Linked DNA regions of Mus musculus: region 1 is linked to region 2. Evidence: chromatin loops called from intact Hi-C (ENCODE). Cell type or tissue: gastrocnemius. All regions are shown on one strand. Links, peaks and the distances in the headings refer to the core of each region. The heading gives the core; the rest is flanking DNA.

Region 1 (14,828 bases), core at 3,453-11,452, 98 kb after region 2:
ATTAACTTTTACACTTATCTTCTCTACCAAACTCCAAAATGTAAGACAGTATTGTCAGTAAATCAAAGAGTCAGTTGATAGGTTTGGGCTTCTCATCTAGAGTTTAAAGTAAGGCCTCTTAATATGTAACTGCTGGCATTTTAGATTGGATACTCCTTGGGGCTGCACATCATCAGATCCCTAGCTTTTGCCCATTGGAGGCTATCTCTTTTCTCTACTTTCATGAATAGCCTCATTTATTCAATTACAGCTCGATTCAGACAATATAGAAAGTTAGTTTTGAGGTATACTTTATGTATCATGATTGAATATGTTCAAGAGTTGTCCCCAAGTAGTAGGGTTACTGAAAGGTACTGGACCACAGGGATTCTAACTTCACTAACAGATTCACACTGAATGGGTGACTAGGAGAAGCTAGGTCTAACTAGAGGAAATAGGTACTTGGAGCCATGCCTATGAAGGGTTTATCTTGTCCCTGACCCTTTCACATGATCATAGAGATGAGTAGCCTCTTCTGCCAGATAGAAACCTACACTTTATGTTCTATTTTAATACTTATTAAATCCATTTCTTTAATGTTATGATTCCCATACTTTTCCTTTTGCAGGACAGCTCAAGCCATTATTTCAGCTTGAATTCTGAAAAGTATAATTAATGGAAGAAGGTAATATGAGGCAAGGAGAGAATGCCATCACAATAAATATAGATAAATCAGGATTTTAAAAAAAGTTTGATTTCTGTTCTGTTTAAAAACCCTTCAGCAGGATTAGAGTATAGCAGGCACATCAGTAATGCCAGCACTTAGAGGCAGAGGTCCTGAAGATCAAGTCCAGCCTAGGCTACAAAATCTCAAAACAAGCAACATCAAAAATCCCAGTTGTACAGTCTTACAAATCAAACACCTTAGCATTGCATAATATATAATAAAGCCATTCCTATGGATGGATACTGATCTAGACTCAGCTTCCAACTTCTTGCTCCATAAAACTGATCTGAATGTTTCAACTACATTTTCTCTCTCTCTCTCTCTCTTTTTTTCTTTTTGTTTTTTCGATTTTTTTCAAGACAGGGTTTCTCTGTGTAGCCCTGGCTGTCCTCGAACTCAGAAATCCGCCTGCCTCTGCCTCCCAAGTGCTAGGACTAAAGGCATGCACCACCACCGTCCAGCTCAACTACATTTTTTTAAAAAAAGATTTATTTATTATATGTAAGTACACTGTAGCTGTCTTCAGACACTCCAGAAGAGGGCATCAGATTTCGTTACAGATGGTTGTGAGCCACCATGTGGTTGCTGGGATTTGAACTCCGGACCTTCGGAAGAGCAGTCGGCGCTCTTAACTACTGAGCCATCTCTCCAGCCCCTCAACTACATTTTTTCCAAGAACATTATTTTTATTTTTAAAGTTTTGGCAGTTGATAAAGATCATGATCTTAAAAAAAAAAAAAGCTAGTTACAAGAAATACAAATGACCACTAAAAGTAGAAAATGTCCAACTTCACTAAATAAAAGTTTTGTATCAAAAGAAAATGCTAATTATTTAATCAGAAAAGTAAAACTAAAGTGAATATGTACTCAAAATCTACTTAAAAACTGTTATTTCTATTATTTTTCAAATAGTCATGTGTAGTCACAGCACATGCAGACAAAAATTTTTGTTTGTTTGTTTTTTTTTAAAGACAGGATTTCTCTGTGACCCTGATTGTCCTGAAACTCCATCTGTAGATGAGGTTGGAGTTTAATTCAGAGAGCCACCTATTTTTGCCTCTGGAGGAATTAAAGGCGTTCACAACCCAAAATTTATATCACTCTTGGCTAAAATGGTAGCTAGTGTCTTTTCTTCAATTTTCTTAAGGTTTTCCCAAAATTTTCTCCCTTGCAGGTTTTGCCTTTAAAGAGCACACTGCTGGGCTGGTGAGATGGCTCAGTGGGTAAGAGCACCGGACTGTTCTTCCGAAGGTTTGAAGTTCAAATCCCAGCAACCACATGGTGGCTCACCCCCCCCCCCCCCCCCGTAATGAGATCTGACTCCCTCTTCTGACTCCCTCTTCTGAAGACAGCTACACTGTACTTATCTGAAGACAGCTACACTGTACTTACATGAGATAAATAAATAAATAAATAAATGTTTAAAAAAAAAAACCCTTAAAAAAAAAAAAAGAGCACACTGCTGACAGTAAAAACTACTTTGGGAGACCAAATAACAACAACTATCAATTGGGCAAGCCTTTTAATTCAAACACTAGACACATAGAAGTAAGTGGTTCTTTCTGAATTTGAGACCAGCTGGGCTCATCCAGCCCTACAAGAGTCCCTGTTCCTAAACAAAAACCAAAACCTCACTACTAGGAAAATAGCCCACAAAAGATTAAGGATACAAATGTTACATATAATATTAACATTATATATTAATATTTAATCACATGTTTAAGAACTATGTATACAATTTACTCCTTTTGGACTATACATATCAGACAGTTTTATAACCATTTGCTATAGCACAAACTTTTCCCTTAAGAACATGTAAAGAACAGTAATGGAAACAAATGTTTACAGTTTATTCTTAATCAGAAGTAATAGCATTTGAATTACTAAGTATATGTATTTAGTAATTCAAAGTGAGTCATGCTTTAATCCCAGCACCCGGGAGGCAGAGGCAGGTAGATCTCTGTGATCAAGGCCAGCCTGATCTCTATAGTTAGTTCCAGAACAGCCAGAGCTACACAGAGAAACCCTGTCTCAAAACAAAACAACAACAAACATGAGGAATAATGGAAGCAAACTCAGGTTGAACTAGCTCAGAAAATACAAATACACACATTTCTAGCTGTGTTCTTCAACCACAGTAGATGAAGTAATTGGAAACAAGAGTTTATCATCAAAACCCAGGAGCAGTCTCAGAATCTTTTAATACAGAGGTATAAACAGACAAGTTAAATGTGGCCCACAAGTTGAAACATTTAGGAATACCTACCACCTGGGAATTACATTCTAAAGCATATTTTTACACAGCTTTGTTCTTTAAGGCCCTAGCATAGTAATGTCCAAAAGAAATATAATAAACCCACATATTTAACTCTCATCTCCTTAGTAATGGGATTACAGGTATATACCACCATGCCAGACTCATACTAAATCTTTAAAACTCCCTTCTATTATTTACAGCATACTTCAATTCAGATGCTAATATTCCTGGGAAAATTTACATATATCAAGTTTTAATAAAATCTGATCTATATATCCAATTTGTGTCAAAAATCCTTTAAAATGTCAAAAACCCGACATTTAAATTTTAATTTAAACGGTGGCTCAGCAGTTAAGAGCACTCTTCCAAAGGACCTGGGTTAGATTCTTGGCACCCACATGTGGCTCACAGTTGTTTAGAACGTCTGCCTCAACATCCTCTTCTGGCCTCATCAGGCACACATAATATACAGAAATAAATGCAGGCAAAACATCCATACACATAAAAATCTTTTTTAAAAAATTTAACTCAACTTTAAATTTTACTTAGGTGTACAAGAGTACTTACTGCTCATGACCAACTGTGCCTGGCATTCCATCATTGTACCAGAGAAGACTAGCACTCTGCTAGTAAGCTAGATACTGAGATCTGTTTGGGTTTTGTTTGTTCATTGAAACAGGGCTTCACTGTGTAGCCTGGGCTGTCCTGAAAAAAAAAAATCCACAGATCCGCCTGCCTCTGCCTCCCAAGTGCTGGGTGAACAGCAGTGGCGATAAACACTAATTAGCCGGGGGGGGGGGGGGGGGGGGGGGGGGGGGGGAGGAGGCTGGGTGATAGTACTACCAAGTCACAATTCTGCAGCTTTAAACTACAATCCATTTTTAAAATGAAAACTGTTCTACAGGCTTCTAGCAGTATTATACTGGGTACTGCAGGCTAGGTTTAAAACAAAGATAAAGAAAAATTATTTGAATAACTGAAGAGATGCCTCCTCAAAACCCATTAAGTTGAAAGCTATACTTTACACCTGGAGGACAAGAATCAAGATTTCGAGCTGGAGAGATGGCTCAGCGGATAAGAACACTGACTGCTCTTCCAAAGGTCCTGAGTTCAAATCCCAGCAACCACATGGTGGCTCACAACCATCCGTAACAAAATCTGATGCCCTCTTCTGGAGTGTCTGAAGACAGCTACAGTGTACTTACATTTAAAAAAAAAAGAATCAAGATTTCTACAGGATAAAGCAGCAAAGTAAAATTTAAGACAGGTAATAATTAGTTTGTTCTGACAAAGGCAATGACTTTGGAAAACAATGCTTCATAAAATAAGATTTTAACTGACAAAAGTTAGGTTGTAATAATCCAAAACTTGGCTACAAATTGTAATAAGAACTATGCAAATTATGATAAAGCAGAAAAAAAAACCCCATAGCCTCTTGGATGATTTTTGCATGTAGGGAAAATGTCTTTTTCTCACAGTGCCCCATGTATTCCAAGCTGGCATTAAATTTACTATGTAACCTTGAACTTGATACTTTGATCTCTATGTGCTGGGAGGGAATACAGTGTGCACCACCATATCCAGTTATTCAGTGTTGGGGTTTAATGCTTGCTAGGCAAGCATATTACCAACTGAATTTCATACTGATACTCACAGAAACCCCTATTCATTTATTCATTGATTGATTAGCTGCAGCTTTATTAAAAGTTGTCCACCATTTTAGGAAAGAAGAAATCACTATAGTAACAACCCCGCACTCACCAAAGTGGATACCTCTTCAATTAGAAGATACACTTAAAAAAAATCATGATTGTATATTTCAAAACTCTCAACACAGCAAAGGAGGCATCATAAGGTATTTGCTAAAATTTGGTTATCTGGCTGGGCAGTGGTGGCACACACTTTTAATAATCTCAGCACTTGGGAGGCAGGAGCAGGTAGATTTCTGAGTTCAAGGCCAGCCTAGTCTACAGAGTGAGTTCCAGGACAGCCAAGGCTACACAGAGAAACCGCATATCAGGGAGGGAAAAAAAAATAGATTGCTATCTCAATCAACAGACAACAAATTTCTGGTTTACACAAAAAGCAAAATATGACCTGCTGCTATTCAGTTTCTTCAAAAAGTTTTAATGGTATACAAGATATACTTTGTATCCAGGCTCAGTAGCAAACAGTAAGGGCAAAGGATGGATCTGAAGGTTTGGGGCCCCACCCTGATTGAGAAGAGACACAGATACAAATGTTGTTCTCTATTTTCTATGTAACAAACACCTAGATAAAGACACAGAAGACTTCCTGGGCTTGTTCCCAGTATACATAACGACTATTTTGTATTTATCAACAAAGCTTCATTTATAACTATAGAATCTTATGTTCCCCAGTTGGCCAAGTTTCAACAGCATTTTATTTTGCTCTGTATTTATATTATTCCTACCTACCTTTTCATCTTTACTTTGGTCCACTTAGCATTCATATTTTATTTAAAGGCATTTTTATTAAAACTAATTTGTACCTCTTTATTATAATTGAAGGATAAGTGCATTTAGTTGTATTTTCTATAACACTGACAACGAATTACAGGGCCAGTCATTGCTGTCTGTGGCATACTGAATATCATCACCCCCAGAGAGGAGTAACAGATAAAAAGTAATCAGCTAGGCTTTGGTGGCGTACGCCTTTAATCCCAGCATTTGGGAGGCAGAGGCAGGTGGATTTCTGAGTTTGAGGCTAGCCTGGTCTACAGAGTGAGTTCCAGGACAGCCAGGGCTACACAGAGAAACCCTGCCGGGGGGGGGGGGGGGGGGGGGGGGGGAAGAAATCAGCTTACCAACCACAAATTCAAGCCAAGTCTTTGGTCCATAAAAAAAAAAAAAAAGACCTCACTGGAAAGAGCAAATAGTCTAATAATGTAGTTCTCGTTTTTCTAGATATGCACATAAAAATACAGTAGTTATTAATTGCAAAATTATCTACTATGGAGATAAGGAAAATACATGATTTACAACTGGATATCCTGTTGCTATTACTAATAAGAATACTAAAGTAAAAAATATGAAATAAAAACATTTTTAAAAGTAAGCTTAAAAAGTTTCAATGCCCAAAATTTAAATCATAGGAGGGGGTGTTTCAGTTTTCTAAACTTCAGATTCATCTATTTAACTATGTTTGGTAAGCTCAATATACAATAAAACTTTAGCAAATAAAACTTCAAAGAAAATTCATGGAATAGAGTCTTTCCAATGAAGAGTCTGGAGACTGAATACAGAAGACATTTATACAAGTTCTGTATCTCAAGGACATTAACATCTTAATAAAACAAAACAACAAAGTAAAACTGCACTATACCCTGATCTCATTTTAGTATCTTAAAAGGAAGGAAAGGAAAATTTTAAGTCCCGTGCTTATTGGGAGTTAGTTAGGGAAAAATCAAATATACCTGTGAAATCATCTTAAAAGTTGTTTAGTCCAGAACCCAATTCTAAGCCCTCAACCCTAAAAAAATAAAACAATTTACTTAAGGAGTCTTAATTTTGAGCCTAACTACTGGCCTAAAATATGGATTCAACAATTCCAAGTTTGCCCAGTAACGCATTTCTAGGCATCTGCCTCCATCGTGTTACACTTAAATATCTATTTAAATACAAAGAGCCAGCTGGTGCTGGTGGCTCAAGCCCGTAATACTAGCAACTCAAAGGGCTGAGGGAGGCAAGAAGATTGTTGCCAAGTTCAGCGTCAGCCTGAGCAACTTAGTGAGACTCTACCTCAAAATAAAGTGCTGGGGACGTAGCTCAGTGGCAGAGTACTTGCAGAGCACCGAATACTTTGCTTCAATTCCAAGAACTCCAGTTAGTTAATAAAGTAGAATTGCTTCAAGAGTATACTAGATAAAAGTTCCAATAGACTGCCAACAGCACCACGGTGTGGTTCCATTTCTATTGTCAAGTATCAGAAAGACTAATCCTACACTTGAAATTGAACTAGACCCAATATTTTTAACCTAAACATCCAGAATAATTTCTTAGTCTTGTTATCTTCATTGCTTTTACTATAACAGAACATGACAAGTATGTTCTGAGTGTGTAGCAATGAGTAGAAAAAAATGACAGCATCAAAGTCGTACTCTACTAGAAAAATAAAACTTCCTAAAAATAACTGGATCATATTTTTAAAAATTACCAAGCATCCTGGATCATGGCTCAGGTGGAGCAAACATCCCCCCAAAAATGCCAAAAATAAAACCCAAAAAACACCGAATGAAAAACTAACATTTAAAGCAAACCAGAGTTTAGAAAAAATGTTTTCTATTTAGATTTAAAATCAAAACTTTCTCAGAATCATTTCAGAGGTATGGGACCTTCATTTTACACAGAACAAGCTTGTTTGGAGAAACGACTTACTTCGCTCTCCATAAAACGATGTTGAATAAACAACTAACTGAAACTGTAGTTATAATTTTCAGCTGACTTAGAAAGAAAAGACCGTTTAATATGTTTAAGCTTTCTTTTTTTTTCTTCTAATGACTGTAAGTAAAGGCAACCTCCAAAACTCGCGACGCTAAATACTGTAACAGTATATAAATCAATGGAAAGGAAATACTTCCTATCAAACGGGAACAGTTAAACCAAAATAACTTCTAATGTTACGGAAGATTTGCAAGATTAAACCTCAACTTTGCTAACGAAGAGCAAAAGCAGCAGCTCTCCTCCTTGCACTGGAGGGGGGGGGCAACACACACACACACACACACACACACACCACTGAAGCAATAGCTCCACCTACTGATCCATGGCTACTTCCTTAAACATTTTGGCACCCCAAAGTCTACACCGCTCCAGTTTATTCCCCCTCCCCTCCCGACCGCCCGCCTTCCTCCACTCGCTCTGACCCAACCCAAGTCCGTTGAGTCACTAGCTCCTAGCACTCATCCCCCGTGCTCTTTATTCCAATTCCTTTTCCCTCCAGAAGGTTCTGCACGGCCCACAAGTCTTAAGAAAACCCGCAACGTGTCAAAGCCCGCGGCCACAGCGCCGTTCCCGGATCTGGAGGAGCACCTTCAGGTGGCTCGGTGGTGCGCTCCCGGGAAGAGGCCCCCGGGCGCCTCATTCCTCCTCCCCGTGATCTCAGGCGGTGCACACACGTGAAACCGTGGACTCGCGCCCTTGCCTCCGTCGGCCCTTCAGCCCGCCAACAGCCGGCCTAGCCTCCGCCCCCCTCCGGGAGCCGCGGGACCGGGGAAGCCCGGCCATGACCCTCCGCCCGGGCTTCGCGCGCGTCTCTTCCCCGCAGCGCTCTCCCTGTCCATCGACCCACGCCCCTCTCCTGGGCCCCGGCCGCCGGGGTCCCCCCCACACCCCCGCCAGCTGCCCTTCCTCACCCTTTCATCTTCCCCGTCTGCTGAGGCCGTCGTTACAGCCGCCGCCAACGCCGTCGTCCTCGTCGCCCGGAGCTCTCCGCCCGCGCCCTGAGCTCAGACCACTCAACCCCACACGCCGGTCTTTTGGCTGAGAAGCCAAGCCAGGCCCTGAGGCTCCGGGAGACGCGGGGAAATCTGCCGCCGCGCTGCCGCCGCCGCCGCTCCTCCACACGTGCACTCGGGACACTCGGCTCCCGCCCGCAGCTGCCGCCAGCCAGACCCGCCGCCGCGCTGTGACCTTTCACCCCGCCCCTCAACGCGCCGGCGCGGCCGCCGCGTCGCGCGCAGGCGCAGTGCTCCGCGCCGCCAGGATTCCCCGCCCCCCGCTCTCCAGGGGCCGGGCCTACGGCCCGCTAGCTCCTCCCACCCTTTGCGACACTCTCTAGGGGATCTGGCTTGGTAGGCTCCGGCGGCAAAATCCGGATCTTTCCACCCTTCTCTCGCTTTCAAGCCAGCAGGATCAGCCTTTCCCGCCCCCCACCCCGATTCCTTTCTAGCCCTCCAGTGACCTTCAAACCCTCTGGCCGACTAATAGGGTTTTGTAAAACGGATTCTTCTCAATGTAAGAAAGCCCATGGGAACTTGCAGTAAATGTGTTTTAAATTCAAAAGGTAGTGATGGGTCCGGATAACTTGGCGATCCTCCAGCAGGCAAACCTCACAGGGTTTTTTTTTTTTTAAATCACGTGATAGGCTTAACGTCTTCCAGCCCAGGATTTTACTGGGGCCTTAGAGGCGGGACTCATGGCCATTTCCGGTCCCTAGAGCGTGACTTAGCGTCACTTCCTTAGCAATGCACTTTAACCCTTGCCATCCTCGTCTTCTGTACTGTAGTTTCTGTAACCCCCGTCATTGTAAAAAAAAAAAGAAAAAGAAAAGAAAAAGAAACTAACGCTTTTCTGAAGTCGCGGAACCATTCACATCCAAGGCGGTCCGCAAAGATTTAAGCCTGCGAGACGCGGCGTGACGGGCGAGGGGAAGCGGGGTGGGGCTTGAGGACACATGACTAGCTAGGACTGGCCCGCCTCCTGCAGCTGAAGACTTCCCCTCTCTCAGTGACAGAGCCTCTGGGTCCCGTCTAGGTACACTTTCTGCATTTCGAGCCCGGGCAGGTGAGGTGCGACAGGTAACTCGTGGCTGGTGGGGACGATTGACAGGGTGAGAGCAGATAGGGTGTGTGAATCGCGGCCTGCGGATGCTTGGGGCTCCCTTTCCGTTGTCCTCCTGCACGGGCGAGGAGCTCATTTCTGCTAGACCCCTGGCCCTTCACCATCACCGTGGTCCATTGACTAGGGATTATGATGCCCACCTTTTCCCTGGGTTGAGAGCGAGTACGGCCATTATGGTTCCCTATTTGGAGCCTTTGGGGCTGATTCAGGTGGTAGGATTGTGTTAGCTATTTCTTGGGGGTCTGCAACAACCGACGGATCCCATTCCCCTAAACTCCTTCCTTGGGAAAGGCCATGGCCCGGGTGATCCGGATGGTAGGAAAACCCCGGGAGGCAGAGGCGTCTCCGGTGAGACAGGCTTGGGAGGGGATGTCACTGAGATGGCCCTCACTGCAGAGTCACACTGAAGGGCTTTCCCCACAAATGTGCGTTCTCAGTGATCCTAAGGGTTTGCCGACATCCTTGCAGAGGTTCAGGGAGTCTTCAGATGAGACTGGAAGGGTAAGAGCGGGCCTTACACCTTTTTTTTCGGAGAGAAGGTGGTTGTACTCTCCTCAGAACAGGGTGTTGGTAATGCGACAGTCTCGGTTGGTTGGGAAGGTGATGAAAGGTGGTGTTGCCTTGTTGGGCTGGAGACCCAGACTAGCTTATGGGAAAGTGACGAGGTTTTCCCGAAGGGGAAGTAATTTTACGGAAACTGATCAGGCTGAAAACATCATTAATCCAAATCCATGTGTGTATAGTTTAAAGACTAGAAGATCGAGTCTAGACATTACTGACTTCATGTTTTCTGCCTGTGGGTCATTCCTTTTTGACATTTCTTTTAAGTCCTACATAATTGCCCTTCCCAGTCAGTTTAAAATTTGTGAAGTAATGCTTGTGCTCTTAATTCGCTTTTGCATTTGTTAAAAAATTCAAGTGACCCTTCTCAGACTTGAGAGTGCATAATATTTTGTGAAAATACAGAAATGGTTTTGCCTAGGGTTACCCAACCCTTTGTACTCCATTTTATGTGCACCGTAGTAGCCAATGTTTAAACCTCAAACAATGTACTTGACTGAAGGAATGTTCTTCAGTTTGGGGCTAAACTCTTTTATTTGTGCTACAAACTTAGAACGTTCCTTGTTTTGAAGCCGAAGGCCTTACAAAATCACAGATTTGACTTTTATAACCCAAATGATACATTTTCTTAGGGGAAATAAGATTTTCAGTTAAATCTTAGTTCTCTGCAATGTAATTGAGGAATCTGTTTTAAACTCTGCTGGGGGCTCGGGGATATGGTTCTTGCTTCCATGTAAGCTTGGTGTACTGGGTCCAACCCTCATACTAGAAAGAAAAAAAAATAGGAAAAAGATGGAATGATTATCTTACATTGATTGGTGCTCCCCCCCCCCCCTTTCCAGATTTTCTTATTTTTGAGAGCTAAAAGCTAAAACCTTAAACTCATAACGATTTAACAAGATAAAAAGACTGGCCTAAGCCAGTCGTAGTGGTGCATGCCTTTAATCCCAGCACTCGGGAGGCAGAGGCAGGCGGATTTCTGAGTTCGAGGCCAGCCTGGTCTACAAAGTGAGTTTCTGGACAGCCAGAGCTATATAGAGAAACCCTGTCTCAAAAAACCAAAACAAACAAACAAACAAAAAACAAAAAAGAAAGACTGGCCTATTTGATACTTTTTACTACAATATTGCCCAAGTGATTTTGCATTGCCCACATTACCGTTTGTGCTTGTGATCCAGACTAGACAATAGGAATTGATCTGTTTATATAACAAGCATAAATATAGATTCTTAAAGAGTTCATTCTTTTCATTGCTAATCATTATTCTGTGGTATGGATGGCACCACAGTTGGTTGAACCATTCACTTGTTGACACAAACCTTTTTGTTTGTGTCTGTGTTCCTGCACTTAGAGGCCAGAGGTGCCTTCCTCTGTTGCTCTCCTCACCTCAACCCCCCTTCTTTTGAGGTAGGTTCTCTCACTGAACCTGGACTCACTGATTCTGGGAGCCTAGCTGTCCATTAAACCCCAGGGATCCTTCTGTCTTTTGCCCTGAGCACCCAGGTTAAAGGGACAGTACTACACTTCTACAGAGCACTGGGTAGCTGAACTCAGATTTTCATACTTGCGAAACATGCAGTTTCACGACTGAGTCATCTCCTCAGCTTGAAATATAATTTTATCCATCGTTTTTCTCTAAAGTGAGGTTCTCTGATCTCTCCGGAGAGAAAAAAATTTGGCTCTGCTTTCACGCCCATGTGACATTCCACCAAATAAACAGAATTCCTAAGTGTTTTAAAAGTCCAGACCAGTTCTGTGCAGGTGCGCCAAACTGGGCTAGAGGAAACCAGTTTGAAAGCACTGAGAATTTGTGGAGGAGAAAGAAGTTCATAAGAAAGAGGCTCAATGAGTCTGCAGTTTTACTTCACAGTTAATTGCTCCATTTTAGGGAACTCAGTAACTTAAACTTCTAATGAATCGGGAAGATCAGTAGCAGGAATTAGTGACCAAACAGCTAAAGAGATTAACTATTAAAGAAGAATTTGTCAATCTATACACACAGATGGTTTGAGCACTGGAGGGGTTTCTGATACTATATTAGTTAATGAGATTTCTGTGTGGTTGTAGGTATGATGGCTCACTCCTTTAATCTCCCCACTGGGTCTGGCAGAGCTCTTTTAGTTGAAGGTCAACCTGGTCTACAAAGTGGGTTCTAGGTCAGCCAGGGCTACACAGTGAGACCTTGTTTCATAGGGGAGGGGGAATATGGAGATGGGGAGAGACAGACAGACAGGGAGGGAGGGACAAAAGCGAGAATTTAAGAGTTGGGCTCCCAACACCCTTTATGTCTTACTCTGCGGTCTCCCTTAGTTGCACTCTCTCAGGGTATCATCATCCGTGAAAATGTATCCTTCCCCTTTGGTAGCCAATCAGTCCTTCAGGCTACTACCCGATATTTTGTATTTCTTTATTTATACATATACCCTATGTTTGGTAGCTCGGGTATTCCTTAGTAAACCTCCCTGCAGTTAAAGAACCACCTGTCTCTATTGGGTCTTCTGCACAAGGATGCTGAAGTGGATGGAAGAGGCCATGTTCAAGCAAACAAAATTCTGAGGTCCCTGATGGGTTTATTGAACAAGCATTGAATGACTAACAAGGGAATTAAACCACTTTAATTCTTACAAATTATGTTCCTTAAAGGCTGTGTACTAAGTATTAACTTTTTAGTCCAATTTTCCGAATACTAAATAGAATAGAACCTTGTATGGACTTTATTTGTACAGTGACCAACTTGTTTCCACAGTGTGTTGTGTTTATTGATAATGGTAAGGCCTGTGGTTCAGCCCTAAAGTGAGAGGATCTTCATTCAGCTTCTCCATCTTGGTCATATGTCTGTTTAAGTGCGGCCAATGCTAGAAGCTTCAGGGCTCCATACCGAGAATCTTTCCTCCCAAACGGTATTTTGAATCGGGTGAGACAACCTTAAATAATCTATCTGAGGGGCTGGTGAGATGGCTCAGCAGGTAAGAGCACCCGATTGCTCTTCCAAAGGTCCTGAGTTCAAATCCCAGCAACCACATGGTGGCTCACAACCATCCGTAATGAGATCTGACTCCCTCTTCTGGTGTGTCTGAAGACAGCTACAGTGTACTTACATATAATAAATAAATAAATCTTTAAAAAAAAAAAAAAAAAAAAAAAAAAAAAAAATAATCTATCTGAGAGTAGTTTCAAAGCTAGACAGCAGTGAGTGTAAATTAGTATATTCAGACTTTACCTGAATAGATTTCCCAATCACAGAGGCCTGGGATTAGGTTTTAGGCTTCCCTGTCATTAGCTGTCTGACCTTGGGCACTTAAAATGAAGTTTCTTTCTGTTTAAATCTAGCCCACAGGTATTATTAAAGTAGATTATGGGCATACAGTGTTTAGTGCATACATTATAAGCTTTTTTTTTTTTAATGGAGGTTGAGGCTAGCCTTCATCATGGTCATCTTCCTGTCTACCCTAAGTGCTGGAATTACAGATATATGCCACCCTACCAACAGAAGTTCTTACTAATTGTACTGGCGTGCTTCAGTCATACCCAGACATACAGTGTCCTACAAGAGTGGCAAAAGCAAACCAACCCTCTTTGCACAAAAGGGTTCTGTTACAATGAATGCACTAAAATTTGAAATGAAAAAATAGAGCCAAAAGAACTTTTCTGGGTGTGTTTTTTGAAACTGGCCATGCTGTAACTCACACTGCTTTCAAAGCACCAGACTAAGGCTGGTCAGTCTACTACAGGCTCAAGTGCCACCATATCTGACTCCCACAGACTCCAAACTTGCTCAATAGTAGAAGCTGGGAGATAGCAGCAGAATTCCTTCATTTTGCTTCTAGCTACAGTTTACTAGGCTTTTATATTAAAATTTTTAATGTTTATGATCATTAATGTATGGAATCTTTTTTTAGGAAACCATTTTTCCACTCTTAAAGTTTTGTCAATATAAGAAACAGTGTGGACATGAACTAGAGTAAGAATTTTTTTCTTCTTTAGTGATTCACAAGGATTAGTGGTTTTGCAATGGGAAATATAAGTAAATAAAATAATTGAAATACAGCTTTTTGAGTTTATGTTTTTCTTTAATCATAACAAAAATACTGTAAGGAAAATAGTTTACTAAGAAATAATTGAATATTTGTATTAATGTCAGTTCACTATAAGAGTAACTGATATAGTGTGTATTTTCATTCATTTTTATATGTCTTGATAAATAATCTGTGATCAGTAGTGCCTTTTATTTAATTTCTGAAGATTATTTATGTTTCACACATTCCCTTTTTTTTCTTTTTCCCTGAAAGGGAAAGTCTTTGATTTACAGCACTGTATATAATATATGTAGTATATGGTGAATAAGTGTGTGGCGATATATCTTTAGAGTAGCAGATCTTTATTTTTATCTGCTCATTAAAAACTTAGTTGCTGTGGTGATAGCCATTTACATTAACATTTAGCTATTAATGGTGTATTATAGCTATTTTCTGATTAAATTTTCATTTTTGAGAAAGGGTCTCAGAATTTGGCTATGGCTGTCCTAGAATTAGCTACATAGACCTGGGTGGCCTTGAACTCTCAGAGGGCCACCTGCCTCTGCTGTATAATTAAAGTCACCTGGTCTCATTTTACACTTGAGACAGGGTTCCACTAAGTTGTGCAGACTGACCTTGAACATGCTCCATCCCTAGGAAACCTTGTTTTCTACTTCCCCCTCCCAAGTAATGATGTCACTGGCCTG
Region 2 (14,828 bases), core at 3,209-11,208:
TGAACTCGGGACCTCTGGAAGAGCAGTCAGTGCTTTCAACCACTGAGCCATCTCACAGCTCTAACTAATAATCTTAAATGTAAGCAAATGTGGTCTATCCCAAGTGTTCACTTATCCCCAACAGTGCTGTTTATACTCATGAAAAAAACTAAAGGATTCTGGGAAAACAATTTTACTCAGAAAGGAAAGATGGCTCTTCACATCTTATAAGAACTTTGTGAACCCACTAGAAGTGAATATAATAAATTAAAAGTTTTATCATTCATTAAGTTGTATAATTGTCACTCAGCATCTAAAGACATTTCAATTACCAGAGGACCACGTGTACACGGTGGTCCTAAAAGATGATGTGGCCAAACAACATGGTGGCCATCTTGACTTGTGTAAATGCATTCTAGATGTTCACACAATACCACACCCACCTGCTGTGCATTTCTCAGAATGTAGCCCTGCCATGAAACAATGCAGGCCTATATTTAAAAGTGTGTTATCAGTGAACGCCCCAGCAGTGGTTAAGGATCCACTCGTGGTACCCCCTTTTACCTTCTGCTAACACTCTATCCGCATCCACAGTGCCTTCTTTGGATTGATCTACCGGCCCAGGGACTTTGCCTCCTACATGCTGGGCATCTTCATCTGCAACCTGCTGCTGTACTTGGCTTTCTACATCATCATGAAGGTGAGCACTCGTGCGCGAGGAGCTGGCCGCACCAGGGGCCTGCCGGCAGCTGAGGCTCCAGCTTCAGTGGTTTCCATCTCTCCACAGCTTCGAAGCTCTGAGAAAGTCCTCCCGCTACCAGTCTTCTGCATCGCGGCCACTGCCGTGGTGTGGGCTGCGGCACTGTACTTCTTCTTCCAGAACCTCAGCAGCTGGGAGGTAAGAGCCCTGCTCCTTCCTTCCTCCCTTCCTCCCTTCCTCCCTTCCTCTCCCTCTTCTTCTCCCTCTCCGTCTCCCTCTCGTCTTCTTATCCTTCTCCTCCTCCTTCTCCTTCTTTCTCTCTCTCTTCTTCTCCTCCTTCCCCTCCACTTCCTCTTCCTCCTCCTCCTTCTCCTCCACTTCCTCTTCCTCCTCTTCTTCCTTTCTCCTCTTTCTCCTCTTTCTCCTCTTTCTCCTCTTCCTCTTTCTCCTCCTCTTCTTCTTCCTCTTTCTCCTCCTCCTCCTCCTTCTCTTCTTCTTCTTCTTCTTCTTCTTCTTCTTCTTCTTCTTCTTCTTCTTCTTCTTCCTCTCTCTCTCTCTCTCTCTCTCTCTCTCTCTCTCTCTCTCGCTCTCTCTCTCTCGGCAGTTCTTGCTTCATCATGCCTTTTGTACCTTCCTCCCTCTCTTGCTCTTTTGCTTCTTATGTTTCCCCATTATCTAAATTCACAGCTTCTTCAGAAGAGAGAAGGTTTAATGAGCACACTTAGTCAGCAAGTGACCTTACTGAGGTCATGCTACATCAACTTGAAAGCCCTGTAGATGCCACAAACATCTTCTTCACTGTCTCCTACAGTCTGTTTGCAGAAGATATTTAACACTTGATTACCATATTGTCACGGTCTCTCTCATCATAGTCGTCATCCATCAAATGCAGGGGTGGAGCAGGGCAGAGCAGGGCAGGGTTCTATGTCTGTCTTGTAGGCAGGAAAGCTGATGTCTCATAAAACCAGTGCTGTGTCTGAAGCACATGCGTGAAGTCTCAACTCTACCACAGCATCAGCACATCTGATTTTAGAACAGTTGTATGACCCCAGAAAGAAAACTAGTGAGCAGCCATTTTGTTTCTTCTTGAAGTAGTAGCACTTGCCAGCCATTACCCCGCCTTCTATGGCTATAGAGTGGTCAGTCTGGGCATTTCCTAAAGCAGTGGTCCCCAAGCTTCCTAATGCTGCGACCTTTTAACACAGTTCCTCATGATGTGGTGAGCCCTGACCATAAAATTATCTTGTTGCTTCTTCATAACTGTAATTTTGCTAGTTATGAATTATGATATCCATAGCTGATATGAAAGATCTGATGTATGACCCCACCCCCAGCCCCAAAGGAGTCCTGACTAACAAGTTGAGGACCACTCTCCCAGAGGTAGACCCACATACCATGTGCCCCTGAGCCTGGTTTTATCCATGCAGAGTACAGTGTAACAGTGTCTAGGTCCTCCATGGAGTGGCCCTGCATCAACATGTCCTCTAATTACTGAAAAGTCTTGCCCTGCGGGACACAGTACAGTACGTGTAACCAGTCCGTTCATCTCTTGATGGACATTTGAGTTATCTCCATTCTGGAACTATTATACACATTGTTATAATAAACGTTGCTTTGAGCTACTGTATGCACAATCCTTGAAAGCTGACTTTCTGGGCGCTTAGTAGGATTTTTGTAGCTTCCTCAAAACCAAACCCTGAAATACTCAAACCATGGGATTCTTGCCTATATCTGTCGCACTTTCCCCACAGGGGACCCCTGCAGAATCCCGGGAGAAGAACCGTGAGTGTGTCCTGCTGGATTTCTTTGATGACCATGACATCTGGCACTTCCTCTCTGCGACTGCCCTGTTTTTCTCATTCCTGGTGAGTCAGCTGGGTCTCCCCCTGTCTTAAGTCTCACAGTTCCCTTCTGCTCCTCGAACCTTTATTCCTTCTGGTTATTTCCTGCAGTTCTTCATTGCAAGTCAATGCACTCACCATCTCGTGGTTTTGGTTTTTTGTTTTGTTTTGTTTTGTTTTACTGTAACCTTGTGTGATATCATAACTTTCATTTTCCTCTACTTTTCAATGTTTGGACACACAGAGTGACCAAACTCTTTTCCTTAAGTTGCACAGTGCCCTTGGATGGAGTTGGTTATTGGATTTAAATGCTCAGAATTCCCCCAGGAACCACTTAGGGCACTCACTAATTCATCCGTGGACTTCCTCCTTTTCATAATAGACTCTCTTCCTTCCCTTCCTCCAGTCGTCTCACTATGGATTTTGTGAAGATTAAGTTCCCAGAGAAGCCACCTAATGAGCATGTTCCAAATCTAGGGTCCCTGTAGTTTGCTGTGCCCCTTCCCAGTATCCATGAGTAGACATGCTTCTAGAAGATGACCACCGTCAGCATTTAGTCCTCCCCCTCCCCCTAATTAAATGTCTGTGGTGCCTGAACACAGGCTGGGGTGATAACTGGGTTGTCACTGCAAGATGGCTTCAAGCCCTCTGAGGCCAACCATGCAATCACACAAAAGCAGAGCATGGCTTCCCTCTAGTGGCCAGTGTGGAAAGTTCAGCCAATCTCTCTGACCCTTGGACTTTTCCCATAGGGGGACAAAAGATAACAAAATGGAGCTAGTGGTTCTGTGTAGGGTGGGAATTGAAGTGCTCTCTCCCTCTCCCTCTCCCTCTCCCTCTCCCTCTCCCTCTCCCTCTCCCTCTCCCTCTCCCTCTCCCTCTCCCTCTCCCTCTCCCTCTCCCTCTCCCTCTCCCTCTCCCTCTTCCTCCCTTCCCCTTCCCTCCCTACCTCCTACTTCCCCTTCTCCCTTACTTCCTTTTTATTTTAATTTTTTCTTTACATAAATTACATCCCAACTGCAGTTTCCCCTTCCCCCACTCCTCCCAGTCCATCCTTCCTCCCTCCTCCTCCCCTAGATCCACTCCTCCTCTATCCCCACCCCCACCCCCCAAAAAAGAGCATGCTTCCCAGGGATGTTACCTGGACAAGGAATAATAAGTTACATAAAAATAGGCACAAACCTTCATATCAAGGCTGAACTATGTGACACAGTAGGAGGAAAGGCGTCCCAAGCACACAAAAGAGTCAGAGACACCCAAACCCTTGTTAGTGGCCCTACAAGAACCATATATGGGCCGGGCGCAGTGGTGGCGCACGCCTTTAATCCCAGCGCTCGAGAGGCAGAGGCAGGCGGATTTCTGAGTTCGAGGCCAGCCTGGTCTACAAAGTGAGTTCCAGGACACAGCCAGAGCTATAAAGAGAAACCCTGTCTCGGAAAACAAAAAACAACAAAAGAAGAACCATATATGGAAGACCTAGCTCATACCCGTACAGGGTCTGTCTGTGATTGTTGATAACCTCTGGGAGCTCCTATGATCCCTGCTTAGTTGATCCTGTGGGTTGTATTCTAAAATTCTTCCTCCCTCTCTTCTTGTACAGCGATTGCTATACTTCATTTCCCTTAGTCACCATCCAGGACACTTACCCAAGTATTTTACCATCCTCTGGCCTGAGCTCCCAACCTTCACAGATACAATTGTGAAATAGACTGTGTTCTATCTCATGTGCCTTCTTCCTGTTTAAGATCCTTTCACGGATGTTCTCTTCCCATCTCCAACCCTCTCACTCCAGGTGCTGTTGACCCTGGATGATGACCTGGATGTGGTCCGGAGAGACCAGATCCCTGTCTTCTGAGCACCCAGCATCACAGGGGGAAGACGGAGCAACCCACCTTGGTGCTGTTTTGTGGAAAACACGGTGAGTGTAGCAGCTTGCCCACTGCCAGACGCTCCACCTGCCTGGAGGGAGTCAAGGGTGTCTGAATTCACACAGGAAGAGCTTGGGACTGAACTAAACCTCAAGAATGGTAGAAGGGATGCCCTGTTGCGCACAGAGACATAGTCTGGAGGCTCAAGAACCTCTGTTTGCAACGTAGAGTTCAGTCTAGACACAAGCTGCATCAGGCCAGCTTCTCCACCTGGCCCCTCCCATCCTCATAGATATTGACCAGAGAAACCAGCTACTCAGACCTCCCACCTAGAACCTTCAGTGTGGCCACTTCCACACCTCTGAGACACCTGCTGCTATAGAAGGCCAAAGCACCATCGAATTCTTCCCCGGCCTCTTAGGGGACCGAACTCCTCAGAATACGGTGCAGAAGTGGGACCAAGTCCCCACCCAACTGGAGACAGACATTCTAGTAAGTCAAGCTAAGTCACCTCTTCAGAAGGAATGCGGAATTCCTGGCAGGGCTGGGAATGCTCTGGGATGGGATGTAGACATGCACACTTCTGAACGTTTGTGGATCCAAGGCCTGGGTGATTACCTGCTTCTTCAGGTCTTCATCTCACTGTTGGATGCTGACTCTGCACTCTGATGCGGCCTTCTTAGAAGGTCCCTCTTTCTCCCTAGACTTCTAACAGCTCCAAGATGGACACAGATGGAGAAAATGCTTTCCACAGCAGTGGAAGTGATGGACAGCGCTTAGTGGCTGAGCATTAGACAGGCAGCATTCACCTCAGTGACTCTGGATCCTGGAGCAAAAAAGCAACCGTGCTTGGTGGTCCCCAGACACACAGCTCAATCTATGCCCATTATAGCCTTTTCCCGGGATTACCCTGCTGTCCTCCACACCTGAACCTGTCACTTACGCAGATCAGGGTTCCCGACTATCTGCCCAAAGTTCCCAGCAGTAACTCAGGATGGGCACGTGCTCCTCCCTCCCCCCACAACTGGATGAGTCACAGAGGTCATGACTAATCACCTCTTACAGGATCCCATTCTCTGTTCCCAGGAGGATGTAAAAGAAAAAACAAAAAACAAAAAAGCGCAATGTTCGAGCTTTCTTCTCTCATGCCACCTGGCAAACTCGAGGAGAAGCCCCATTTTGATCAGGCTTCCTGGTTGTGTGGAGTATGATGTCATCAGAAAATAGACATATAAGTGTGTGCACACATGCCTACTTGCTTGTGAAATCGAAGTTACTCCTCACCTGTGCTCTCTTGAGCATTTAGTAAGGAAGTGGATGGGGCAGGCCTCTTTTTGAAAAACTATCATTCTTTCTTTCAAATATCTGTGTTCAAATATGTGTTTTGGACGTTTGAACAGCAAGCTTCTCCTGGTTTTAAAAATTCAAAGATAATTTCCATGAATAATTTTGTGCCGTCTTTCTTCCTAGAATGCTCTCTCGTTCGCAATTTGTTTTCTATTATTCTTCGTTATTTCAAAAACTTGTTGGCCTCCATGGGTCATATGAAGGCTATCAATTAGATGGTTGTCCTAGTCAAACATCTTTAAAAAAAAAAAGTTCCAAACAAGTGAGGTTTTGTGGCTCATGCCCTTAATCCCAGCACAGGCAGAGGCAGGTGGGTCTATAAGTTCAAGGCTAATCTGGTCTATAAAGTGAGACCCTGTCTCAAAGCAAAACAGAAAACGTTCAAATCTGGTTGCTTATGGCTGCCTTGAGCTGATTCTTTCAAAGCAGTCCTCCTGGTTTGGCATCCTAAATGGACCCACTAAGGAAAATATGAACAGTAACGTCCATCCACACAGTCCCGTGGCCTGAGCAGATAAATATAAAGGCACACGTATCTGTCTTGGAAATTTGTTTGTGGGCAGAGAGGCAATGGAAACAGGAAAACAGAAAGGGCCCCATGAGGAGGGAAGAAGGGAGGGTGACTGTGCCTCTGTGTCCCAGTGCTCTGTGGTGTCCTGGGCTGTAATATTCACATGTCCTGCTCATTTCTGTTCTTTGTAGCAGGCTAAAGAACCCCAGACCAAACCTGCCTTTAAAAATAGACCTTCTAAGTCACATGTTGCTGGTTCTTTCTACTGCACAGGTCTTATGGTTGGACATCAGTGTGCTTCATCTGGGACATTAGAGTGAGTGCTGGGTTAGAGGAGGGCCATGGGAGCCTCAGGATCTAACACACACACACACACACACACACACACACACACACACACACACACCCTCCTCCCTCCATGCCTGTGCTAACTCTCCATCAAGTTTCTGCCCTTTGCCTCTTAAAAGCAGAGGCGAAGCTAACTGTGAAGTGTGGACAGTCTTGGCTGAGGACTCGCAGAGGTAAAGAGAGCTGCTCAGTTGGAGTGGAACAGAGATGCAACAGCCAGAGGAGCGAGGCTGTGCCTGTAAAATACGAGACCTTCCCACCTCTGACAAACACTGGGGCGGCAGCTGCACCTGTTCGCGCTGGATGCCTGGGAGATTCGCCTGGTTTTATTTTAGCCTGGTTCAAGAGGAGCCGGTGGAAAACTGGAGTCTATCTGGGGAAGGGACTTTCCATGACTAAAGGCAATCCCTGAGCCAGCAACTGGGGATGAAAACAGTTGCAGCTGCTTTCCTGCTAACTCCGGGCAGCCTGCAGAACGTTCTGTGTGTTTGCAGAATGCATGTGTCAGCACATCAAGTGATACTCAAATGTTTCTCCTTCTGAGTGACAGGCACCCTGTCTGAAACTGTGGGAGGAAAGGCAGCAGCTAAGAGACTTTTGTATGTGTGTGTGTGTGTGTGTGTGTGTGTGTGTGTGTGTGTGTGTGTGTGAAAGCAACAGTCAAGCCTAAGAGAGACCACAGAGTCAGGCCTTTAGTCTGTGAATGTCAGCCTACTGGCTGGGTGACCCCAGTTAAGCTGTGGGAACTCCGATTCTCTGTGTAGCTGCACAGCACTGTGCACGGCTCACAGAATGGTAAGGACCCAGGAACATGTGTTATCGGCACAAAGATGGTCCTCAGGACTCACTTTCTAACACCCACAGGGATGTGGACAATAACAGAGCCTTCAAGTGTCCCCAGGTCTCTTCTCTCAGATCCTCCCTGGCAGTCTCCATGTCTCCTGCTCTCATCTGCTGGAGACCCCAGGGTTGGGAGGTCTCTGGACCTTCAGAGGCGAGGCTGAGATCATCATCTCTCCAATCCCTAGGCTCCTCCTTGCCGTCCACCACTGCATTTTTCTCTTGATCCCAACTGAAAATCTTTAATGCTTCCAAAGTTGGGACTTAGTGCAGAGTCTGGCTAAAAACAGCATCAGCCATCTCCACCCTGTATCTCCAAGAAGAGAAAGCTTCAGTTTTCTCTTTTACAGTTCCTGACACCACTGGAATCTGGTGACTGCTATGTGTAGTGTACCCCACACTCTTACCCATCAGCTCAGGGCTCCCACCAGCGGGCAAGCTGGAGGCTCTGCCTGGAGGGAGGGAGCCTCAACCTCTCAGGTACCCAAAAAGGCCCTAGAACAAAAGACAAGTGTCAAGTCAGCCACAGTGACTCATCTCCTGGCAAAAGGAAGAAAGAACACAGCATGCAGATGGTTTGCTCAGCCTGAAGCTGGCCAAGCCTGGCTCACTGTGATTCCACATGGAAGAGAAGGAGACCATGTTGCTTCCTTTGCTTTCTTTCGCTGCTCAGAGGAGACAAGATACGAACATCTCCTCCCTATTAAGTCACCATAGTCAACAAAGCTGAGTGTCCTCTGTCGTTAACACATACGAATTCAGGCAAACTTAGCAAGCATCCCAGAGCTTTTAGAGTAGAACACTATAGTAACGGTTTTAATTTGGATGGGCGTCTACTACTATAGAAATCTTTAATAGTGTTTTACAAGATTAAGTCACTCACACCAACTGAACCAGATAAGTAACAAACAAATGCTACCAAGCAATATCTGAACGTTACCTTCAACTTTTATGTTGGATATTTGTTTTATAAGGTTTCTTTCAAACTATTTGCAACTTCTAACTTTTATTACTCGAACATGCACATACACACGTGTTACTCTGGGTCAGGGGCATGGGAGAGTACATCACATAAGATTATAGCTATACATTAGCTTAGGATGTAGAGGCTGACCGATTATATGGAAAATCCAAGGAAGTAAGGATTGTTGTCACATTGGTCTCAGAAAGGCAGGCAGGCTAAGTACAAAACAAGATAGACGTATTTAGCTTTAAGTGACTCTCTAGTGTATTATTAACTCTGGTTATAAGTTCCAACAAAAGTTCATCTCTTAGAATATAAGAGATGCTTTTATAATAATGCATCTCCACACCCAGCACTCATGCAGGGCAGTTTATATCTATCTGTAATTTCAGATCCAGGGAGATCAGATACCCTCTTCACACCTCTGTGGGTAACTGTCTCAGGCACCTCATGGTATACCCCACCACCATACACATGTATACACACTCAAAAAAGAAATTCCTCACTTCTAGCCTATAGCCTTTGGCTTCTGTGAAGTCTCTGTGACCCAGGGCTCATCAGCTTCACTGGATATAAACAATGGTTAACCACATTGGCCTTTAAGCAACACTACACTTTAGTCAAGAGCTAAATAAAGGGTGTGTGGCCCATCTCTAAGTACATCACAAAAGGAAAAGAGAAATCAGGTATTCAGTTCTATATATCTTACTCTGGGCCCCCTTATGCTAAATCTTGATATTCTTTATAAATAAAACTTTCAGTCCTTTACACAAAAGGTTATCTAAAATGATTCAAAGTATCTTATTTTAGGATAGTGAAATGCCATCAAAGAGTCCGATGTGCACTTTGTGGATTTTATTACACTGCGTATGCAAACTCTCACCTGGTACCAGGCAGGCCTCTTCCATGAAGAGGGTGGATTTTGTCTTCTTTACTCTGCTTCTAGAACACAGGACAACTTTCGGAGTAATCTTCTTTTTAGGGGGCACATTGCCCTTTACTTTCTTCCTACAACTCCTCTATTCACTTCACTCAATAACTGGAAAATATTTGGACTGTGCAGTGGGAAGAACCAGGGCAAAAGACATACAGACTTTTATATCCTGTGCTCTATAATCCAAAGGAGAAGACAGATCAGAAACAAATGATTACCATGTGTTTATTATAAGCAAACAAAGAGTAAAAGAATAGAGTGGCTTCATAGAATTCTTAGCATTTGTCTCAGTCACTGTTCTGTTGCTGTGAAGAGACATCATGACCAATTCTTATAATAGAAAGCATTTAACTGGAGGCTTGTTTACAGTGTCAGAGGTTTAGTCTGTTATTATCATGGCTGGGAGCATGGTAGCATACAGGTGGGTGCTGGAGCAGTAGCTAAAAGCTACATCTGGCTCCACAGGCAGAGAATCAGGGGAGAGGAAACAGACCCTGGGCCTGGAAAACCCACCCCTAATGACATACTTCCTCCAACAAGACCACACCTTCTAATCCTTCTAATACTTTCAAATGGTGCCAATACATGGCAGCCATTCTTAGCTACATGTTGAGATCCTGTGGTGGTAGGATGGGGTGGATGGGAAGAAGATGAAGGGAGATTTTAAAGAATGAGAAATCTTAAAGACATAAAGTTTGCACTAAAAATGGCTCCAGATATGCCTGAGAAATTCCAGTTGACCTTCAAGTGTTAAAATAACATAAAAGATCATGAATGGAATGCTACAGAGAAGGAAAATAACAAACACTCAACTGGAAGATGAATGGAAAACCTGGTTGAAAGTTGTCTCAAACAGTCATGGTTTCCTTTCCTTTCCTTTTTTTCCCCTCCATGAATGACTTCCATGATGTAGCCCAGGCTAGTCTTCAACTCATAGTCCTCCTGGCTTTTCCCCAGTTCTGAAACTACATCCATAAAATCTCAGCCAGTAGCACTTTTTTTTGCTGACTGCCTAATGGGGAGGAACACAGGTAAGATTTCAGCCTAAGATATTCCAAGAAGGCACGTGTATTAGACAGGGTTCTCAAAGGGAGCAAACTGAATAGAATACAAGCACACATATGAGAAGTGTGTGTGTGTGTGTGTGTGTGTGTGTGTGTGTGTGAGAGAGAGAGAGAGAGAGAGAGAGAGAGAGAGAGAGAGAGAAATCTATGAGGGTGGCTTATAGGCTATAATCCAAGTGGTACAACAATGGCTCTCTCAAGACAGAAAGACCAAGAATCTGGTAGTTGTTCAGTCCTTGAGACTGGAAGTCTCCACAGCCCAAATCTGGAGCTGGAATCCTGGAATAGCCCTAGAGAGTCTTCAGTCTACATTGGAATCCCAAAGAAATGGATTCTAACACCAGAGAAGGAAAGTCCCAGGAACAGGACAGATGAACTTGCCAGTGAGAGTGAAGTGAGCAAGCAAAAAGCAAAGTCTCCCTTCTTCCATGCCCTTTTCTGTGGGCTGCCACCAGAAGTGTGGGTCTTCTGACAGCACAAGCATGGTCAACTGTTTGAGTTCATAGTTTTCTCCAGATGCGGTCAAGTTGACAACCAAGATTAGCCCTTGAGAGTACACAAGTGAAGACTGGACACGGAGGGAAACTCAATTGCTTTCAGGGTAACAAAATGAAGAGGTAACATACAAGGGAAGAAAATGGCATAACTTCCTGGACAGCAGTGCACAGTAGTGTTGTGACCAGTAATGGAGAGTTTGCAGACTGCCATTTAGTGAGAACACTATATAAATGTTAGGAAAGAGTGGCTGGACCAAAGGAAGAAGAGCAGACTGTTGGTGCTGAGGTTTTAACATGTTAGGTAGATCTTTGAAAATTGTTTGCTGTTGTGCCTGCATGTCTATCTATGTGTCTGTGTGAGAGTGTCGGATCCCCTGTAACTGTACTTACAGACAGCTGTGAGCTGCTATGTGGATGCTGGGAATTGAACCTGGGTGCTAGCGATTAAACCAGGTCCTTTGGAAGAGCAGCCAGTGCTCTTAACTGCTGAGCCATCTCTCCAGGTCCAATTTGTTAGGTAGACAAAAGTGAAAAGAAAGGCAAGCCCTCGGGATCCTCTGAGCTGAGCATAGAGACCTGCAACTACCCCAGGTGGTATTTTAAAATACCATATGTAGGGCTGGAGATGTAGCTCAGGTGTTAGAGTGCTTGTTTAGTATGCATGGAGCCCTGGGTTTGAGCCCCGGTACTGCATAAAATGGGCAGGGTGGGTACATACTATGATCCCATTTGAGAGGTTGAAGGATGGGAAAGAAAGTTCAAAGTTGAAGAGTTATAGATTTTAGCTCAGCCGTAGAGCATTTGCATAACAATCACTGGGGTTCAGGCCACAGCACTGGGAAAAGGGGTTCAAGGTTATACTTGTATACTGGCTGGTTTGTGTGTCAACTTGACACAAGCTAGAGTCAACAGAGGAAAAGGCACCTCCGTTGAGGAAATGCCTCCATGAGATGCAGCTGTATGGCATTTTCTCAATTAGTGATCAATGGAAGAGGGCCCAGCCCATTGTGAGTGGTGCTATCCCTGGGCAGACAGACAGTCCTGGGTTCTCTAAGAAAGCTATGCAAAGCAAGCCTGTAAGCAGCGCCCCTTCATGACCTCTGCATCAGCTCCTGCTTCCAGATTACAGGTTCCTGCTTGAGTTCCTGTCCTGACTTTCTCCAGCGATGGACTTTACGATCTGGAGCTGTGAGCTGAAGAAAGCGTTTCCACCCTGGTTCCCAACAATAGAAACTCTAAGACACCCTAGTGACACAGCAAGTTCTAGGCCAACCAAGGCTCCAAAAGAACTTCTTACAGAAGAATAAAAAATGATATATCATATGCAGACTAACAGACAAGCAGATGTCCATTGGCTTCTCCCAGCTTGGAATATCATGCCCACAAGAAAGCATCTGTCTTTTCAAATAAACAGGGAGATGTTAACACATAAGAGATGCTGTGGATTAGACATCAATCATTTCATAAGAAAAACGAAATGCCCACATTCAGTGCCAGCAGCGAGCAAAGCTTTTAGAAAGGGGGATATTTGGGTTGGGAGCATCTTAATTCATCATCAAATAAACAAAAGCCACGCCTCCTTGCCTTGGCCATTGCCAGGTCCTCTCCTGCTACAGAACAAATATGCGGCTGGAGTTTGCTCCAGCACTACTGGAACTAGGCACTGGAACTGATGTCTCCACTCCTGACTCCACCCCAGAGCCGAAATGGCAGCAGAACAGATGATTCAGACAGCATCCATCCCTTAGGCACCCTGACGCGAGAGTACAGATCACTGAATCAGATCCTGATACCCTACCCATTTTCCACGTAGAGAAACTGATGCTTAGTGCAAACACTGTTCATTAGGTGAAGGACTGCTGCAGAAACCTGAATTTCCAGTCAGTAAGGTGTGACTCAGGTCAGACCAGGCACAAATTGTACCATGGGGGAAGATCTAACCATTCTCTGGGTGTGTTTCTACACACGCAAGACACACAGCCTGGGACTATATGACTACTGAACATCTGAGCTTATTAACAGAAAGCATGACGCTCAGAAGATAAGTAGTTGTTACAGAAACCCAGGTTACAATGAACCTACGAGGCCATTTGGAGAGTCAGCCAATGAAAGTAAAGTTCTGGAAAGGTTGGGCTCTCCAAACTGGAACAGCAGGACTCACGCAAGGACGACTGCGTGTGTTTCAAAGCAGTGATTACACTTAGCAAAGAGCTGAAGAATGAAAGACTCTCCTTTTTAATGAAAATGCACATGCTATACATTCTCAGGTTATCACTGGTAGTCTACTGCTTCAAAAACAAAACTGAAAATGGGGAGAAAGCAAAGGAACAATGTAGTGGGGTTTCTGACTTAAAACAAATAAATAGATTGGGGGCCTGGAGAGATGGTTTAGCGGTTAAGAGCACTGACCACTCCTCCAGTGGTCCTGAGTTCAATTCCCAGCAACTACATGGTGGCTCAGAGCCATCTGTAATGCGATGGGATGCCCTCTTCTGGTGTGTCTGAAGACAGTGACAGTATACTCACATATGTAAAATAAATAAATAAATCTTTTTAAAAAAAATCAGAGACTCAAATAGTTGTCAAGAGTCAAAGGGACATACTATCCAATTTCTTTTTTAAAAACTATTATTTATTTTTTATTTCATGTGCATTGGTTTTTCCCGCATGTATGTCTCTATGAGGGTGATGGAGCCATTAAAACTGGAGTTACAGACATCTGTGAGATGCCATGTGGGTGCTGGGAATTGAACTTGGGTCCTCTGGAAGAGCAGCCAGTGCTCTTAACTGCTGAACCATCACCCTAGCCCCTCTAATTTTCTTGTACACACACACACACACACACACACAGAGAAGAGAGAGAGAGAGAGAGAGAGAGAGAGAGAGAGAGAATGTAATATATACATAATCTGCATGTTCACTCCATAACATCAATCAAAAATCTAGAATCTAATCTAACTGAATCATGGATTTCCAGAAAAGTCCCTGCAGCCCTAAGTCCTCCTCTCAGTCTGGATGCAGGCTCTCTGCAGACACACAGATTGGAAGCTGACTAGGGGAGGTAAGGAGACATCACTGATGACCAGCATACAGAGAACAAGCTTAGCTAACAGCTAAATTCCCCAGCATCCGTGGCTTATGCGACTGTGTAGAAAAGCAGGACAACTGTCCTATTCAACCAGACCCTGTTTAAACAACCGACTGTTGAGATTTTCTACGAAGCAGAGTGACCCTTCCTCCTCGTTTCTCACAGGAAGAAGAAAAGGCCAGAGTAGAAGGTAGCACGGCTCAGCTAGTTAGACAAAAATGGAGGCCCAAGGGTCAGTCTCAAGTGTAGGGAGGTGGAGAAGAAACAAGATGCTGCCGTTTTACAGATTGGCTGTTGTTTTGCAACGGGGGGGGGGGGGGGGGGGAAGGGAGGTAAAACCCTTTCAAATATACATTTTGTGTCTTCTATAACACCTGTGAGGTAGGCAGGGCAGGTAATAGTTAACAACAAAGCAGTAAAAGTTAACTATGACACAGAGAGGTGGTTATGTAACTTGCCTGAAGCCACCAAACACAAAACAGTACCATAGATTTTTTTCCCCCTAAAGAAAGGCAGGAGGGTGAGGCACAGCTGTGTGGGCCATCGTGCAGTGTGACTGGCAGGCTTCTCCATGCACTACTCGTGTGCCGGTGTCTGTAGGAGCCAGAAAGGACACCAGCTCCCCTGGGACTGAAGTTACAGTATATGAGCCACCAGGTGGGTGCTGGGCATTGAACCTGGGTCCTCTGGAAGAGCAGCAAATGCTCTGAGCCATCTCTGCAGCTCTAGAATATCACATCTTAATCTCAATTCTTAAGAAGCTAGAATGAAAATATTATGCACTTTGAGTTCCTGTGCATGATTTTCCTGGGGTACTTAAGTGCCATTTGTGGTTTTTATTTTATGT

The links. Peaks named below come from ENCODE experiments on the same cell type or tissue, not always from the same donor. Only the 100,000 strongest peaks of a DNase experiment are listed, where the experiment ranks them.
Region 1: a loop joins it to region 2, with 8 times the contacts of the local background. A loop is called at or near these places in 2 of 42 quality-filtered maps.

The regions. Positions count from the first base shown.
Region 1 is chr16:44,133,621-44,148,448 of GRCm38, reverse strand. It overlaps Atp6v1a (ATPase, H+ transporting, lysosomal V1 subunit A), which reads left to right and starts at 9,190. Exons shown (of 15, transcript NM_007508.6): 1 at 9,190-9,487. Naa50 (N(alpha)-acetyltransferase 50, NatE catalytic subunit) reads right to left here and starts at 8,658. Exons shown (of 5, transcript NM_001347239.1): 1 at 8,338-8,658. The coding sequence starts at 8,345. In gastrocnemius, for the core only: CTCF peaks have their summits at 6,852 and 7,753 (motif pointing left); DNase peaks (open chromatin) are centred at 8,671, 9,065, 9,391, 9,836 and 3 more places; H3K4me3 peaks cover 5,539 bases; H3K27ac peaks cover 6,722 bases.
Region 2 is chr16:44,231,184-44,246,011 of GRCm38, reverse strand. Sidt1 (SID1 transmembrane family, member 1) reads left to right here. Exons shown (of 25, transcript NM_198034.3): 22 at 574-679; 23 at 767-877; 24 at 2,431-2,544; 25 at 4,313-5,832. The coding sequence ends at 4,375. Among named protein-coding and RNA genes, the nearest start is that of Usf3, 65 kb to the right of the region's middle. In gastrocnemius, for the core only: a CTCF peak has its summit at 3,223 (motif pointing left); a DNase peak (open chromatin) is centred at 7,994; H3K4me3 peaks cover 501 bases; H3K27ac peaks cover 5,920 bases.